2 separate regions of the Homo sapiens genome follow, and region 1 is linked to region 2. A link is a loop called in an ENCODE intact Hi-C map of the cell type or tissue named here. Cell type or tissue: Caco-2. All regions are shown on one strand. Links, peaks and the distances in the headings refer to the core of each region. The heading gives the core; the rest is flanking DNA.

Region 1 (8,337 bases), core at 304-8,303, 140 kb after region 2:
TTTCCTACATCGCTGTAAAGAAATACCTGAGGCTGGGTAATTTATAAATAAAAGAGATTTAATTGGCTCATGGTTCTACAGGCCCTACAGGAAGCATAGCGACTTCTGCCTCTAGGGAGCCCTCAGGAAATGTTCAATCATGGCAGAGGGTGAAGGAGAAGTAGGCAGATATTACATGGCTGGAGCAGAAGCAAGAGAGGGTGGGGAGGAGGTGCCACACACTTATAAGCCACCACATCTCATAAAAACTCATTGTCACGAGGAAACACCCAAAGGGGGTTGGTGTGAAACCAGGAGAAACTGCCCCTAAGATACAATCGCCTTCCATCAGGCCCCACCACCAGCATTGGGGATTACATTTCCACATGAGATTTGCGTAGGGGCAGATTCAGACCATATCACTGGCAGTGTGCTTATTATCAGGTGAATACCACCAGTTGGAAGGCTAGATTCCACAAGAGGAGGAATGTCCTGGAAATTGGTTTTTTAAGTTGTGGATCTTCTGCACACTGTCATTCAGGGAAATATGAGTTAATCATCCTCCCCAATAGCGCAAATCAACCAGATCATCTGGCCACAGAGACTGAGGTGTAGCTGAAAGGTGCTTGCATTTCTACGAGGCCAATGGAAGCCTTCAGCACAGTTGTCAATCTGTAGAAATAAGGACTCTGTGACTCCTCTGACACCCCTCTATGAATGACAGTTTAAGAAGGGCCAGATCCTAAAATAGGGTCAGAGCTTAGAGGGAAAGGAAAGTATAAAAGACTCTTCACAAATTCTAAAGACATGGTCACCATAGGCTCTCAGTGACCCTCTGTGACTGAGTGGATGCAGTGATGCAAAATCTCATCATCACTGCAGAAGAGAAAAAAAAAAAAAGTCACCCTTTCTGCCTAGGATGAGAATCCCCAAATCAGGGAAGAGTCCACTTACTAAATAGACATAAGGAAATGAAGTGCCCTGGAAGAATTCCTTCCTGAACCTCTGAGGAGCACTCACGTTTGAGGACATTTATCAAGTATTCATTCCAGGATTGGGACCATAAAGACTTCTGCTGCTTTCGACTAATCATTGTGACTTTTTGGTGTCTCATGGTGGAGACGGGAAAGGACTTGATGTACAAATATAATCATTGCTGTCAGAGTTACTGTTATCATTTATTGCCTTAATGTTACCTCCTTCTCTTGAGCATTCCAGTTCCTCAGTCAGTGACTTACCAGCCCCCATATCTATAAAGTCACAATCCCTGAGACCTGATTTCTGATTCAGTTTGTAGATATGGAGCCCATTCACATGGACTTTTTAAGAAGCTTGGCATTCCAGGGCCCACACCTCTGCTTTTTTTGGGAACTACTTTGTCCTACCATCAGGTGAGTGTTTTTGAGCTCACTCTTTGGCTTCTTATGATTGGAGAGAGCAGCTTAGTTCCATCAGTAAAACTGCTTCTCCTCAGGAGGAAGGTCTGAGGTTTTACACTTTCAGAAACAGTGTATAGGCATCATCCAGAGCATGGCAAGGTTTACCCCGGGACTCTCTTGCTAACTCTCAGGAACCTCAGGTTTGCCTCAGTTGAACAGTCCAAATCTCAGGTATATCGGCAACCTGATGTTCAGAACTTGATGTGCAGACTTTGTGAGCACCATAAAGAACATTTTTCTTTTGCCCCATGTAGGTTCCCAGGAAGGTACAGTCATATTTAGTTAGTATTAAGAGTAGGAAAAGGAGCCCCCATTTGTGGCTTGCTATCTGTGTACATGAGAGTCAAACTTTCCTCTCTATAGCAAGAGCTCAGGAGTAGCCTTTTTCCCCTACCTCCTGGACAGCTTTGAAACTCACTTTATTAGGGAGCTCAAGTATTTACCATTGGGTCATTCGCACTTGCTTGAATCCTCTCCAAAAAATGCTAAATCCCCTGAAGGTATTTCCATGGCTCTACCCCAGCTCTTACTCCCCATGACATCTTTTGCAGCTTTGGGAGTCAGAGCAAAGGTGTTCTGCTTTACTTCTTTTATTTCAAAGGCTGCACCTTATGGGTGAGTCTGAGCAGGGAGTGGATATAACTGAGATGAGATAGTGGTTATCTATCAAACTCAGATATTTAAGCATAAAATGAATTTGTGGTTTTTTTTTTAAACAAAGGCAGAATCATATGCAAAATCACTAGAAAGGTGATAATTTGATGAAATTATTAAATATTTAATTTTGCTGAATAAAATGTCATATGTGCCACATGGACTGTGAACTTTGGTCGAGCCTTTGTGCCTAACCTGGTCTGATGCTCTGTCTAGGGCCTGGCCTCTGGATGGAAAATTATGAGCTTATCTCCACAGGGCCAGCAGCAGCAGTAGTCAGCTCTGTGGCTTAGATCATCTTTCCCGCATACCTGAGGCTTGTTTCCCTGATTCCAATTCTTCCAAGTGAGGGTTTTGTTGTCTAATTACTGCCCAGGAATTTCATATTTTTCCCTTTGCAAAAGCAATAATTTCCCCGCCACCTTTTCTAGGTCAGTTCTTTAGTAGATGTACCCCCCAAGATAAACATTCCTGGGATCTTTGTTTGCACAGGTAAAACATCAACCCTGAAATGTAGAAAACAGGAAAGTTTGTTTTTCAGTTTCAGTGAAAACGCTGAGCAAGTGTTGTAATTTGCTGTGTCCAATGTGTAGAGGGGACATTTTCTCAGAACTTCCATGTTAAGCTGGAAAACTGGAAAGTGAGTCCACTTTGTCATTCTGTCACTCACTCCTTTTCTCACTCAACAACATGCCTCAGACTTATCTAAATCTGCTAGACTAAAAGAGGTCCCTGATGTCTGTAACTTCCTAATTCTGCTAGAATTCTAGAGCGAGCTGATGAAATAAATGAAAAGGATGATGAACAGAGATAAAAGACTGTGCATTCCCTTCTGACACTCACTCTCTTTCCCTCAGCCTCAGTTTCCCCATGTGCCCCTGGAGGTGATCATTCAAGGATTTATGAGATTTTAGAGACAATACATGAAAAAGCAAAAAGGCATCAGAAAGACAAGGAGTTACCTAGTTTACACACAATGATAAGTCATTCAGTATCTACAGCACTTTGAGAAAATTCAAGAGTGATTTTAAATTTCCCATTTCAAATACCTCCTCTGTTTTCTCTCCTTTCCCTTATGATGTCTCCAAATAAGATTCCTCTAACTGCCAGCAAGTCTGATTTCATTGGATTCAACTGTTTTCAGCCCCAATTAGACGCAGGGTTAAGTATATTTGAAATATTAATCAAGGGAAGCATTTCCAAGATGGCCGAATAGGAACAGCTCTAGTCTGCAGCTCCCAGCAAGATTGAGGCAGAAGATAGGTGACTTCTGCATTTCCAACTGAGTCTTAGCAACAGGCAGACCAGGAGATACCCTCCCGTGCCTCGATCGGCAGGTGCCACACCCACGGAGACTTGCTCACTGCTAGTGCAGCAGTCTGAGATCCACCTGATATGCTGCAGCTTGATAGAGGAGGGGTATCAGCCATTGCTGAGGCTTGAGTAGCTTACTGTGTAAACAAAGAGGCCTGGAAGCACGAAGTGGGTGGAGCCCACCGCAGCTCAGCAAGGCCTACTGCCTCTGTAGATTCCACTTCTGGGGGCAGGGCAGAGTAGAACAAAACACAGGAGACAGACAGCCTCTGCAGACTTAAACGTCCCTGTCTGACAGCTCTGAAGAGAGCAGTGGTTCTCTCAGCACGGTATTCGAGCTCTGAGAACGGATAGACTGCCTCCTCAAATGTGTTCCTGACCCCCCTGTAGCCTGACTGGGAACCACTTTCCAGTAGAGGCCGACAGACACTTCAAACATGCGGGTGCCCCTCTGGGATGAAGCTTCCAGAGGAAGGATGAGGCAGAAATATTTGCTGTTCTGCAGCCTCTGCAGGTAATACCCAGGCAAACAGGGTCTGAAGAGGACCTCCAGCAAACTCCAAAAGACCTGCAGCTGAGGAGTCTGACTGTTAGAAGAAAAACTAACAGACAGAAATAGCATCAACATCAACAAAAAGGACATCCACACCAAAACCCCATTTGTAGGTCACCAACATCAGAGACCAAAGATAGATAAAACCATAAAGATGGGAAGAAACCAGAGCAAAACAGCTGAAAATTCCAAAAAACAGAGCATCTCTTCTCCTCCGAAAGATCACAGCTCCTCACCAGCAAGGGAACAAAACTGGACAGAGAATGAGTTTGATGAGTTGACAGAAGTAGTCTTCAGAAGGTCGGTATTAGCAAACTTATCCGAGCTAAAGGAGCATGTTCTAACCCATCACAAGATAGCTAACAACCTTGGAAAAAGGTTACATGAATGGCTAACTAAAATAAACAGTGTCAAGAAGACCTTAAATGACCTGACAGCTCAAAACCATGGTACAAGAACTTCGTGATGCATGCACAAGCTTCAATAGCCGATTCGATCAACTGTAAGAAAGGATATCAGTGATCAAAGATCAAACTAATGAAATAAAGCAAGAAGACAAGATTAGAGAAAAAAAAGTGAAAAGAAATGAACAAAGCCTCCAAGAAATATGGGACTATGTGAAAAGACCAAATCTACATTTGACAGGTGTATCAGAAAGGGACAGGGAGAATGGAACCAAGTCAGAAAACACTCTTCAGGATATTATCCAAGAGAACTTCCCCAAACTAGCAAAGCAGGCCAACATTCAAATTCAGGAAATACAGAGAACACCACAAAGATACTCCTCAAAAAGAGCAACCCCAAGACACATAATTATCAGATTCACCAAGGTTGAAATGAAGGAAAAAATGTTAAGGGCAGCCAGAGAGAAAGGTCGGCTTCCCCACAAAGGGAAGTCCACCAGACTAACAGCAGATCTCTCAGCAGAAACCCTACAAAACAGAAGAGATTGGGGGTCAATATTCAACATACTTAGGGAAAAGAATTTTCAACCCAAAATTTCTTATCCAGCCAAACTAAGCTTCATAAGTGAAGGAGAAATAAAATACTTTACAGACAAGCAAATGCTGAGAGATTTTGTCACCACCAGGCCTGCCTTACAAGAGCTCCTGAAGGAAGCACTAAACATGGAAAGAAAGAACTGCTACCAGACACTGCAAAAACATGCCAAATGGTAAAGACCATCGATGCTATGAAGAAACTGCATCAATTAATGGGCAAAATAACCAGCTAACATCATAATTGCAGGATCAAATTCACACATATCAATATTAACCTTAAATGTAAATGGGCTAAATGCCCCAATTAAAAGACACAGACTGATGAACTGGATAAAGAGTGAAGACCCATTGGTGTGCTGTGTTCAGGAGACCCACCTCACATGCAAAGACACACATAGGCTCAAAATAAGAGGATGGAGGAAGATCTACTAAGCAAACAGAAAGCAAAAAAAAGCAGGGGTTGCAATCCTATTCTCTGATAAAATAGACTTTAAACCAACAAAGATCAAAAAAGACAAAGAAGGCCACTACATAATGATAAAGGGATCAATTCAACAAGAAGAGCTAACTATCCTAAATATATATGCACCCAATACAGGAGCACCCAGATTCATAAAGCAGTCCTTAGAGACCTATAAAGAGACTTAGACTCCACACAATAATAATGAGAGGCTTTAACACCCCATTGTCAATATTAGACAGATCAATGAGACAGAAGGTTTATTTTATTTTATTATTATTTAAGTTTTAGGGTACATGTGCACAATGTGCAGGTTTGTTACATATGTATACATGTGCCATGTTGGTGTGCCACACCCATTAACTCGTCATTTAGCATTAGGTATATCTCCTAATGCTATCCCTACCCCCTCCCCCTACCCCACAACAGTCCCCGGAGTGTGATGTTCCCCTTCCTGTGTCCATGTGTTCTCATTGTTCAATTCCAACCTTTGAGTGAGTACATGCGGTGTTTGGTTTTTTGTCCTTGCGATAGTTTGCTGAGAATGATGGTTTCCACCTTCATCCATGTCCCTACAAAGGACATGAACTCTTCATTTTTTATGGCTGCATAGTATTCCATGGTGTATATGTGCCACATTTTCTTAATCCAGTCTATCGTTGTTGGACATTTGGGTTGGTTCCAAGTCTTTGCTATTGTGAATAGTGCCACAATAAACATAAGTGTGCATGTGTCTTTATAGCAGCATGATTTATAATCCTTTGGGTATATACCCAGTAATGTGATGGCTGGGTCAAATGGTATTCCTAGTTCTAGATCCCTGAGGAATCGCCACACTGACTTCCACAATGGTTGAACTAGTTTACAGTCACACCAACAGTGTAAAAGTGTTCCTATTTCTCCACATCCTCTCCAGCACCTGTTGTTTTCTGACTTTTTAATGATCACCATTCTAACTGGTGTGAGATGGTATCTCATTGTGGTTTTGATTTGCATTTCTCTGATGGCCAGTGATGATGAGCATTTTTTCATGTGTCTGTTGGGTGCATAAATGTCTTCTTTTGAGAAGTGTCTGTTCATATCCTTCACCCACTTGTTGATGGGGTTGTTTTTTTCTTGTAAATTTGTTTGAGATCATTGTAGATTCTGGATATTAGCCCTTTGTCAGATGAGTAGGTTGCAAAAATTTTCTCCCATTCTGTAGGTTGCCTGTTCACTCTGATGGTAGTTTCTTTTGCTGTGCAGAAGCTCTTTAGTTTCATTAGATCCCATTTGTCAATTTTGGCTTTTGTTGCCATTGCTTTTGGTGTTTTAGACATGAAGTCCTTGCCCATGCCTCTGTACTGAATGGTATTGCCTAGGTTTTCTTCTAAGGTTTTTATGGTTTTAGGTCTAACATGTAAGTCTTTAATCCATCTTGAATTAATTTTTGTATAAGTTGTAAGGAAGGGATCCAGTTTCAGCTTTCTACATATGGCTAGCCAGTTTTCCCAGCACCATTTATTAAATAGGGAATCCTTTCCCCATTGCTTTTGTCAGGTTTGTCAAAGATCAGATGGTTGTAGATATGTGGCATTCTTTCTCAGGGCTCTGTTCTGCTCCATTGGCCAATATCTCTGTTTTGGTACCAGTACCATGCTGTTTTGGTTACTGTAGCCTTGTAGTATAGTTTGAAGTCAGGTAGCGTGATGCCTGCGGCTTTGTTCTTTTGGCTTAGGATTGACTTGGCAATGCGGGCTCTTTTCTGGTTCCATATGAACTTTAAAGTAGTTTTTTCCAATTCTGTGAAGAAAGTCATTGGTAGCTTTATGGGGATGGCATTGAATCTATAAATTACCTTGGGCAGTATGGCCATTTTCACAATATTGATTCTTCCTACCCATGAGCACGGAATGATCTTCCATTTGTTTGTATCCTCTTTTATTTCATTGAGCAGTGGTTTGTAATTCTCCTTGAAGAGGTCCTTCACATCCCTTGTAAGGTGGATTCCTAGGTATTTTATTCTCTTTGAAGCAATTGTGAATGGGAGTTCACTCATGATTTGGCTGTTTGTCTGTTATTGGTGTATAAGAATGCTTGTGATTTTTGTACATTGATTTTGTATCCTGAGACTTTGCTGAAGTTGCTTATCAGCTTAAGGAGATTTTGGGCTGAGACGATGGGTCCTGGACTTTTTTGGTTGGTAAGCTATTGATTATTGCCACAATTTCAGAGCCTGTTATTGGTCTATTCAGAGATTCAACTTCTTCCTGGTTTAGTCTTGGGAGGGTGTATGTGTCGAGGAATTTATCCATTTCTTCTAGATTTTCTAGTTTATTTGCATATAGGTGTTTGTAGTATTCTCTGATGGTAGTTTGTATTTCTGTGGGATGGGTGGTGATATCCCCTTTGTCATTTTTTATTGCATCTATTTGATTCTTCTCTCTTTTCTTCTTTATTAGTCTTGCTAGCGTTCTATCAATTTTGTTGATCTTTTCAAAAAACCAGCTCCTGGATTCATTAATTTTTTGAAGGGTTTTTGTGTCTCTATTTCCTTCAGTTCTGCTCTGATTTTAGTTATTTCTTGCCTTCTGCTAGCTTCTGAATGTGTTTGCTCTTGCTTTTCTAGTTCTTTTAATTGTGATGTTAGAGTGTCAATTTTGGATCTTTCCTGCTTTCTCTTGTGGGCATTTAGTGCTATAAATTTCCCTCTACATACTGCTTTGAATGTGTCCCAGAGATTCTGGTATGTTGTGTCTTTGTTCTTGTTGGTTTCAAAGAACATCTTTATTTCTGCCTTCATTTTGTTATGTAGCCAGTGGTCATTCCAGAGCAGGTTGTTCAGTTTCCATGTAGTTGAGCAGTTTTGAGTGAGCTTCTTAATCCTGAGTTCTAGTTTGATTGCACTGTGGTCTGAGAGACAGTTTGTTATAATTTCTGTTCTTTTACATTTGCTGA
Region 2 (8,337 bases), core at 308-8,307:
GAGAGGCTGGGAAGGTGGCCTTGTTATGCAAAGAAAACCTCGTAGGTAGTAGCCCTCAGAGTATGTGTCAGATCCTTTTCTACTCTTCCCTAGATTTAGACAAGGGAAGTTCTGGTAAGGCCACATTAAAATGTGTCAAAGTTGGGAGGCTGAGGTGGCAGGATCACTGGGAGGCAGAGGCTACAGTGAGCCAAGATGGTGCCACTGCACCAACCTGGGTAACAGAGTGAGACTCCATCTCAATTAAAAAAAATGTGTAGGCCGGGTGCAGTGGCTCATGCCTGTAATACCAGCACTTTGGGAGGCCAAGGCGGGCAGATCACCTGAGGTCAGGAGTTTGAGACCAGCTGGCAAACATGGGGAAACCCTGTCTCTACTAAAAATACAAAAATTAGCTGGGCATGGTAGTGAGTGCCTATAATCCCAGCTACTCAGGAGGCTGAGGCAGGGGAATTGCTTGACCCTGGGAGGTGGAAGTTTTAGTAAGCCGAGATCACCCCATTGCACTCCAGCCTGGGTGACAAGAGCAAGACTCCATCTCAAAAAAAGAAAAGTGTCAAAGAAATATATTTTGAGTTGCATATTGATTTCTCTTAACTGGCTGGGGTTTCTAGAGGGGAAAATTGACATTTTGTAGCTGTGGGCATTCCAGTAAACATTAGAGGGGGCCACGAATTGGTAAAACTTAGTGGAAGGTAGATTGAAACTCAAAACAGAAAGTTATCACACAATTTACATAGGGTCAAGATCTCCAAGCATAAGGGGAAGTTATAGCTAGCTGACAATAAACCTTGACCCTCAGCTACCAAATTCCAAAATGAAAAGCCACATCGGCTCCTTATGTGGAGACGGATCTCAAGCTAAAAACTGTTCATCATTATGGAAGCAGAAAACTCACCTTCCTTGTTGGAAGTAAGTAAAAACTCCCAGAAAGGAGCTCTATGGCAGAAGAAAATTCAGGTCTCAAGCAACATTTTATGGGAGATCAAGGATCTCTAGAAGGAGAAGCTCCCAGACCTCAGCACATGAGCCAATTGGTTAGAGTGATAAAAAGCTCTAGCTGGTTCTATCACACTGATGGGAAAATTTCTGCAGGCTGAGGGCCAAACTGCCCTCAGTGAATCCCATTGTGGTTACCAAGGTGTTAACCAAAAAGTGACTGAGGCAGGTGTCTTGATTGATAGAGGTTTATTGAGTCAAAGCTTGAGGGGACACCTGGAAACACATGAGCCACAGGGGTAGCTGCGACCTGTGTTTTTCCAAAGAGGGTTTTGGGAACTTCCGAATTTAAAGAGGAAAGAACCAGCAGGAAGGAAAAAAGGGGGGAAAGAGTAGGCAGTGTGGCAAATGATTACATTTGTGTAAGGCACCAATTAGCTCTCATCGAACCTGCACTTTACATGTGAAAAGACAGAGTAGAGGAAAAAATCAATTATGCATTCATGTTGTACTCAGAAAATCTACATTTTACATGAGATATACATGTGAAAAGAAAGAGTAGAGGAAAAGTCAGTTACATATTCATCTCAAGGTAGGTGGAGGGATGATTTCTGGTCTTGTCCTTATTCTGTACCTGTGATAAGCTGGTAATTTACATGATCAAGGTGTGAGTCAACAGAACTCAATGACAGGGCTGGTTTATAGGGCAGATGTATAGAATTCCATGTGAGCAACTTGTGAGGGAAACCATCCAGAAAGATATGTAGCCTTCTATTGATATAGGAGCCAGAAAAAAATTATTTAGGCAGATAGTGAGGGCAAAGGGGTCCTCAGCAAAGCTTCCCTTTTAACAAAAAGCAGCCCCCCAAATCATTTCTTTTCTAACAAAGAGCAGCCTGAAAAAATCAAGCTGCAGACATCGATAAGCAAGCTGGAAGCTTGCACGGGTAAATGCTGGCAGCTGTGCCAATAGAAAAGGGCTACCTTGGAAGCTGGTTATGTTCAACATGGAGGCCCCATCTTCCCTTATCTTTGTCACCCCATTTACAGTAAAAAAAGCAGGCAACATGGTGCCAGCCAGGAAGAGAACCATCTGCATAATAAAAGATTAGGGTGGGGCAGCCAACTTCTTCACATGTTATGCAAACAGTACACCTAGTCCTAACCAGTTTTTTATGTGCTATGCAAATGACACACCTGGTCCAACCAATCTTTCATGCCCTATGTAAATCAGACACTGCCTCCTCAAGCTCATCTATAAAACCTCCTGCACTTTACCGCAGGTCAGAAGACCCACTGGGGGCCCCCTCTCTCGGCAGGAGAGAGCTTTTCTCTTTCTTTCACCTATCCAACCTCTGCTCTTAACCTTATTCTTTGTGCGTCCACTATAGGGAGACCCCCTATATCTGTGGGACAACAAACCTCGGGTATTACCCCAGACGAGTGATGCCACATTGCTATTGTTGTGGGAATGTGGCTTATGTATGAAGCTATTACCCAGGGTTGTGAAATTACAGCTATCTGTCTGGGGAAAAAAGGAAGGCAGTAAGGTATGACTTAATTCTCAAGCTCGATTTTCCCTTTGTCATAGTGAGTTTAGGGTCTCAAAGATTTTATTTTTGTTCACATACTGAATATGCATGGAGTTTCCTATGACACGCATATTCCCCTTGCAATGCTCAATTCCCAGATCATCTTTTTCTTTTAGATAGCCTCTCTCTGTTTGTTACTTAGGTTGACAATAGCATTATCCAAACAAAATCTGGGCTGAGATTGTTCTCTCTGCAGTAAAATAACTCAGCATAGCAACAGCTCTATCCAATGCAAGTTTCCAGAATACTCACCCCCACATTTCTCCGTATTTTTCATTACATTCTCTGTCAAAATTCCAAAGACCCTGGCAGAAGAAACAAAATACAATTCAAGTATTATTTCGAATGTACTGAACGCTACATTTAACCAGGGCAAAAAAGTCAAATCCAATGACTTGCTACCATTAGGCTTGCTACCATTTACTGGCAGTTAGAGGGAATCTTTTTTTTTTCCTTTTTTTCTGCTGCCCAGGCTGGAGTGCAATGGTGCGATCTTGGCTCATTGCAACCTCTGCCTTCTGGGTTCAAGCTCTTCTCCTGCCTCAGCCTCCCAAGTAGCTGGGATTATGGGGGCCCGCCACCACACCCAGCTAATTTTTGTATATTTAGTAGAAATAGGGTTTCACCATGTTGGCAAAGCTGGTCTCGAACTCCTGACCTTAGGTGATCCTCCTGCTTCAGCCTCCCAAAGTGCTGGGATTACAGGCGTGAGCCACCACGCCCAGCTGGGAATCTTATTCAGAGACCTCTTAAGGAAAAGGAGAGAAAATACAGAAGATATTTGAAATGGAGAATTTAAAGTCACTTTTAAATTTTCTCTAACTAGTGTAGATATTGAATGACTTACTTCTGTCTATGAACACTAAGCAACTCATTGTCTTTCTGATGTGTTTTCATTTCTGCATATGTTGTCTCTGCAATCTCATAAACCCCTGAATTATCACCACCATGGGAACATGAAGAAACCGAGGCTGACGGAAAGTGAGTGAGTGTCTCAAGGGAATGTGCAATCTTTTATCTCCTTGTTCAGCATCCTTTTCATTTATCTCATGTATTCTCTCTAGAATTCTAGCTGAATTAGAAAGTCAAAAACATCAGGGACCACTTTTAGTCTAGCAGATTTAAATAAAAGTCCAAGGCATTTTGTTGAGCGAGAAAATGAGTGAGTGGGCAAATGACAGAGTGGACTCACTTTCCAGTTTTCCAGCTTAACACATAATAAGTGTGGGAAATGCCACCTCTAGATGTCAGACACAGCACATTACAATACTCACTCAGAGTTTTCACTTCTGACACTTAAAAACAAACTTTCCTGCTTCCTTGTTTCAGTTTTGATGTTCTAACTAGGCAACATATAGCCCAGGACATGTGGATTTACTAAAGGATCGATCTGGGAAATATGAAGAGAAAATTATTGCTTTTTCGGGGGGTAAAAAAGGATGAAATTCTTAAGTGGTAATTTTGCAATGAAGGCCTCAGTTGGGAGAATTAGAATCTGAAAAACAAGCCTCAGGTCTGTAAGACAGAAAACCTGAGTCAGAGAGCAACCTGTACACAGGCTTTCTTACTGGCCATGTGGACACGCACTTGTGACTTTCCATCATGGCCCCAGGCCCTTGGTGGAGCATCAGACCAGGGTAGCCACAAGGCTCAGTCAAAATTCGAAGACTATGAGACACATATTACCTCCTGTTTAGATAATTAAATTTTGAATAAGTTTGTCAAATTATCCCCTTTCTAGTTATTTTGTTAAGTAATTTTGCCTTTCTTTTAAAAAAAAACAGAACTCATTTTGTGGTTAAATATCTGAAGTTGATGGACAGCCTCCATATTGTCTTCATTATAAGCACTCCCTGCTCAGGCTCACTCATAGGGTGCTGCCTTTGAAGAAAAGCAGCAGGAAAGCAGAACCTTCTTGTTCTTCCTCTCAAATCTGTAAAATACATCCTGGGGAGAAGAAGCTGGAGCACAACTGTGGAACTACCTGCAGGGAATTTAACAGTTCTTGAGAGAATTCAAGTATGTGCAAATTATCCAGCGGTAAATAGCTGCCTAGTGAACTGAATTTTCTTTTTCTTTTTTTCTTTTCTTTTTTTTTTTTTTTTTGAGACACAGTCTCGCTCTTTCACCCAAGCCAGAGTGCAGTGGCGCTATCTCGGCTCACTGCAAGCTCCGCCTCCCGGGTTCACGCCATTCTCCTGCCTCAGCCTCCCGAGTAGCTGGGACTACAGGCGCCCGCCACTGCGCCCGGCTAATTTTTTTTTTTTTTTTTTTTGTATTTTTAGTAGAGACAGGGTTTCACCGTGTTAGCCAGGATGGTCTCGATCTCCTGACCTCGTGATCCGCCCGTCTCGGCCTCCCAAAGTGCTGGGATTACAGGCGTGAGCCACCGCGCCCAGCCAATGAACTGAATTTTCAAAGCTCTACAGGAGGAAGGAAACAAAAGCTTACTAAAGCTCTTGGTGAAAACAGGAAAGTTTGAATGTGGTACATGATGCTAATGAGCGCTACTGGGGCTCCCATTTCCCCATTTCTGCTTTTCTCTTAATACTAAGGACAACTGTAGCTTCTCAAAAATCTGCACAGGGCAAAAGGAAAGTCCTCTTTATGGTTCGCAAAGTCTGAACATCAAGTCCTGAACATCGAGTGCTGATCCCCCAGATATCTGTGCCGTGCAACTGAGGCAAACCCAAACCCCCTGACCATTAAGATGAGAGTCCTGGTATAAACCTGGCCCTGCTCTGGGTGGAGCATACACACCATTTCTGAAAGTGTAAAACATTGGAAATTCCTCCTGAGGAGGAGCATTTTTACTGATAGGACTAAGCTTGGGTTTGCATCGATAAGAAGCAAAAGAGGGAGCTCAAATAACACTTACCCTAAGGTAGAACAAAATAGTTCCCAGAAAAGGCAGAGGGGTTGGCCCAGGAATTCCCAGCTTCTTAAAAAGTTTATGTGAATGGGTCCCATAACTATAAAATAAAAGAGAAAGCCAGGTTACAGAAATTGTAACTTTATAGATAAGGGGTTGGCCAGACATTACCTCAGGAACTGGAATGTTCAAGGGAGGGAGGTAACATGGAGGCAATAAATAACAACAGAAACTCTGATGGCAATAATTACATTTTATAGCAGGATTTTAAGGAATCAGAGAGACCAATGGGGTTCAGGAGGATATTTATTAATTATTTAGGTACACTGGGCCAGTCAGATTAACATCCAAAGGACTGAGCCTCACTTTCTTCCAAGCCTGACTTTTCGGGTGCTCCTGACTCTGCTTCCTGCCTTATTCTGACCAAAGACAGATATACTGGCACACATGGGGATGGACATTCCCTTTCCTCAGGTGGGGCCTGAATAATTGATTTCGGCTGATCTTTGGGGATTCCTGCAAGCTCTGCTCTAGTTACATCTCGGAAGCTGACTAGTCTATGCACAGCCGAAGCTAAGAGTACCATCTCTGGATAAGTAAATGTGGATACAATTTACAAGCCTAGTTATAATTCTGTCAGTACTGATTGTTCTGTTGTTACGTTATTACTGCAAATGCTGCAAATGTCTATGCCCAGAGGAAGGTTTGCCATTCCCACGTGTAGTGTAAGCATGTTTCTATTACATACGCTAATGTTGTTACCATTTCTGCCTACACTAAAAGGGGAGAAATCTCTAGAAGGATGCCCACACTGTGTACACACTACCTGGGTAAGGAATACCATAGTCAAAACTCTACTGTACCATAACTACTATGAATGTGCAGGAACCAAGTTAGAAACCTGCACATACAACCAGACCACCTATTCAGTCTGTGACCCAGGAAATAATCAGCTATATGTATGTTATGACCCTAAGCTCTCACCCTATGAATTCTGGCTTGAGGTACATGTTAAATCAGAGGGAGAAAAAGAAGGAGAGCTTATAGCTCAAACCAAAGAAGCCCTTCCCCTCTATAACAGGCCTATTTCCTTGTATTTTGATGCCTACCATACCGCATATGTTCATAATCCTAAAAAACCAGAAGCAGTCTGCAATGGTTTGACACGAGAGGCTTATCAGCAGCAGTCCTAAACATCTGTACAGAGAATGACAAATCGGATGCCCAGACTGTAACATTAAGTGGTCTACACTGACACAACACCAACACCTATATTCAGGGAAGACTGTTCTGCTAAGTAGTATGTCAACCAAACCAGATCGTAAGACAAAGACATGCAATCCTTTAAATTTTACTATCTTAAAGCCAGAGCTACCTTTTTGGTCTACAGGACAGACAGCACTATTAAGAGTTGATAGGCAAGGAGCAGGCCTTAGAATTCCACTACTGATTGTCAAAAAGACTAGAAGAACTCAGATGTGTCCAACCCCACAATTCTGGGTTCATAAGTCATTCTATAAGCATTTTGATCAGCCGGTGCCCGAGCTTCCCCCATCAACCAAAAACTTATTTGCTCAACTAGCTGAAAACATAGCTGGCAGCTTAGGAATTTCCTCATGCTATGTATGTGGAGGAACTAATATGGGGGACCAGTGGCCATGGGAGGCAAAGGAATTAATGCCACAAAATAACTTCACTTCGCTTAACCCTACCAGTGAACCAACAGCCTCAACCAGTGTTTGGTTGTTAAAAACCTCCATAATTGGAAAGTACTGTATTGCCCAATGAGGAAAGGCTTTCACAGGGGCAGTAGGAGAAACAATCTGCCTAGGGCAACAGTATTATGATGAGACTAAAAACAAAACTCTATTGAAGAAATGCCCAGAACAACTCCTACTTACAAGATCAAAACCCTTTCCCTCCACTGTCTATTCTAAGCCGCACTTGGCATCGGCTAGAGGCTCCAAATGCTTAGAAAGCACCCTCTGGCCTATATTGGACCTGTGGAGCACAGGCATATCAGCTGCTGACTAAATGGACAGGGGAATGTGTGTTAGAAACAATCAAGCCATCCTTCTTTCTAATTCCTCTAAAGCCAGGGGAACTCTTAGGATATCCAGTTTATGATGAAAATAAAAGAACTAGAAGAGGCATAATCACAAAAATAAACACAAATATCAAAAAAGATGTGGACATAGGAGACTGGAAAGATAACAAATGGCCTCCTGAAAGAATCATTAAATACTATAGGCCAGCTACCTAGGTGCAAGAAAGGTCATGGGGGTACCGTACCCCCATCTATATGCTCAACTGCATCATAAGGTTGCGGGCAGTCCTTGAAATTATAACCAATAAAACATCAAGGGCACTAGATTTATTGGCAATACAAGCAACACAAATGAGAAATGCTATATATCAAAATAGGCTGGCTTTAGATTTCCTCTTAGCCTCAGAAGGAAGAGTATGTGAAAAATTTAATTTAACCAATTGTTGCTTAGAAATCGATGATAATGGCCTAGCTGTCATGAAAATCACAGCTAGAATGTGCAAGATGGCACATGTTCTAGTTCAGACTTGGTCCAGGTGGTCCCTGGATTCCTTATTTGGAGGATGGTTGTCAGCCTTTGGAGAATTCAAAACCCTCATTAGTGAGTTCTTGCTTATTTTTGGCATTTGCCTCATCCTCCCTTGCCTTTTACCCCTGTTTATTAGGAGTATTCAGTCAACTATAGAGGCAATAGTAGCCTGACACGCTACCGCACAGTTGTGGCATTAACCAGATATCAGCTGCTGCCGGTAGAAGAAAAAGCTCAGCTCCGCGAGGAGGTGGCAAATAGTGGTGCTTTCTATTAACACTTCTGTTGTAAAAAGCACCAAAGGGGACAATGGAACAGGAATTAAAAGAAATTAAAGAGTGCGTAAGCAGAAACTGAG

What was found. Hi-C counts contacts between places; a loop is a spot of excess contacts. Peaks named below come from ENCODE experiments on the same cell type or tissue, not always from the same donor. Only the 100,000 strongest peaks of a DNase experiment are listed, where the experiment ranks them.
Region 1: it touches region 2 in a loop (3-fold over the local background); 2 of 110 quality-filtered maps call a loop at or near these places.

What each region holds. Positions count from the first base shown.
Region 1 is chr7:99,688,779-99,697,115 of GRCh38, reverse strand. It overlaps CYP3A7-CYP3A51P (CYP3A7-CYP3A51P readthrough), which reads left to right. Exons shown (of 15, transcript NM_001256497.3): 14 at 1,270-1,370. It also overlaps a transcript of ZSCAN25 not described here and the pseudogene CYP3A51P. Among named protein-coding and RNA genes, the nearest start is that of CYP3A5, 13 kb to the right of the region's middle. In Caco-2, for the core only: no CTCF peak of the experiment used is centred there; DNase peaks (open chromatin) are centred at 2,325 and 3,505; H3K4me3 peaks cover 210 bases.
Region 2 is chr7:99,833,619-99,841,955 of GRCh38, reverse strand. CYP3A43 (cytochrome P450 family 3 subfamily A member 43) reads right to left here. Exons shown (of 13, transcript NM_057095.3): 2 at 5,410-5,503; 3 at 2,784-2,836. Among named protein-coding and RNA genes, the nearest start is that of CYP3A43, 9.8 kb to the right of the region's middle. In Caco-2, for the core only: a CTCF peak has its summit at 3,782; a DNase peak (open chromatin) is centred at 2,135.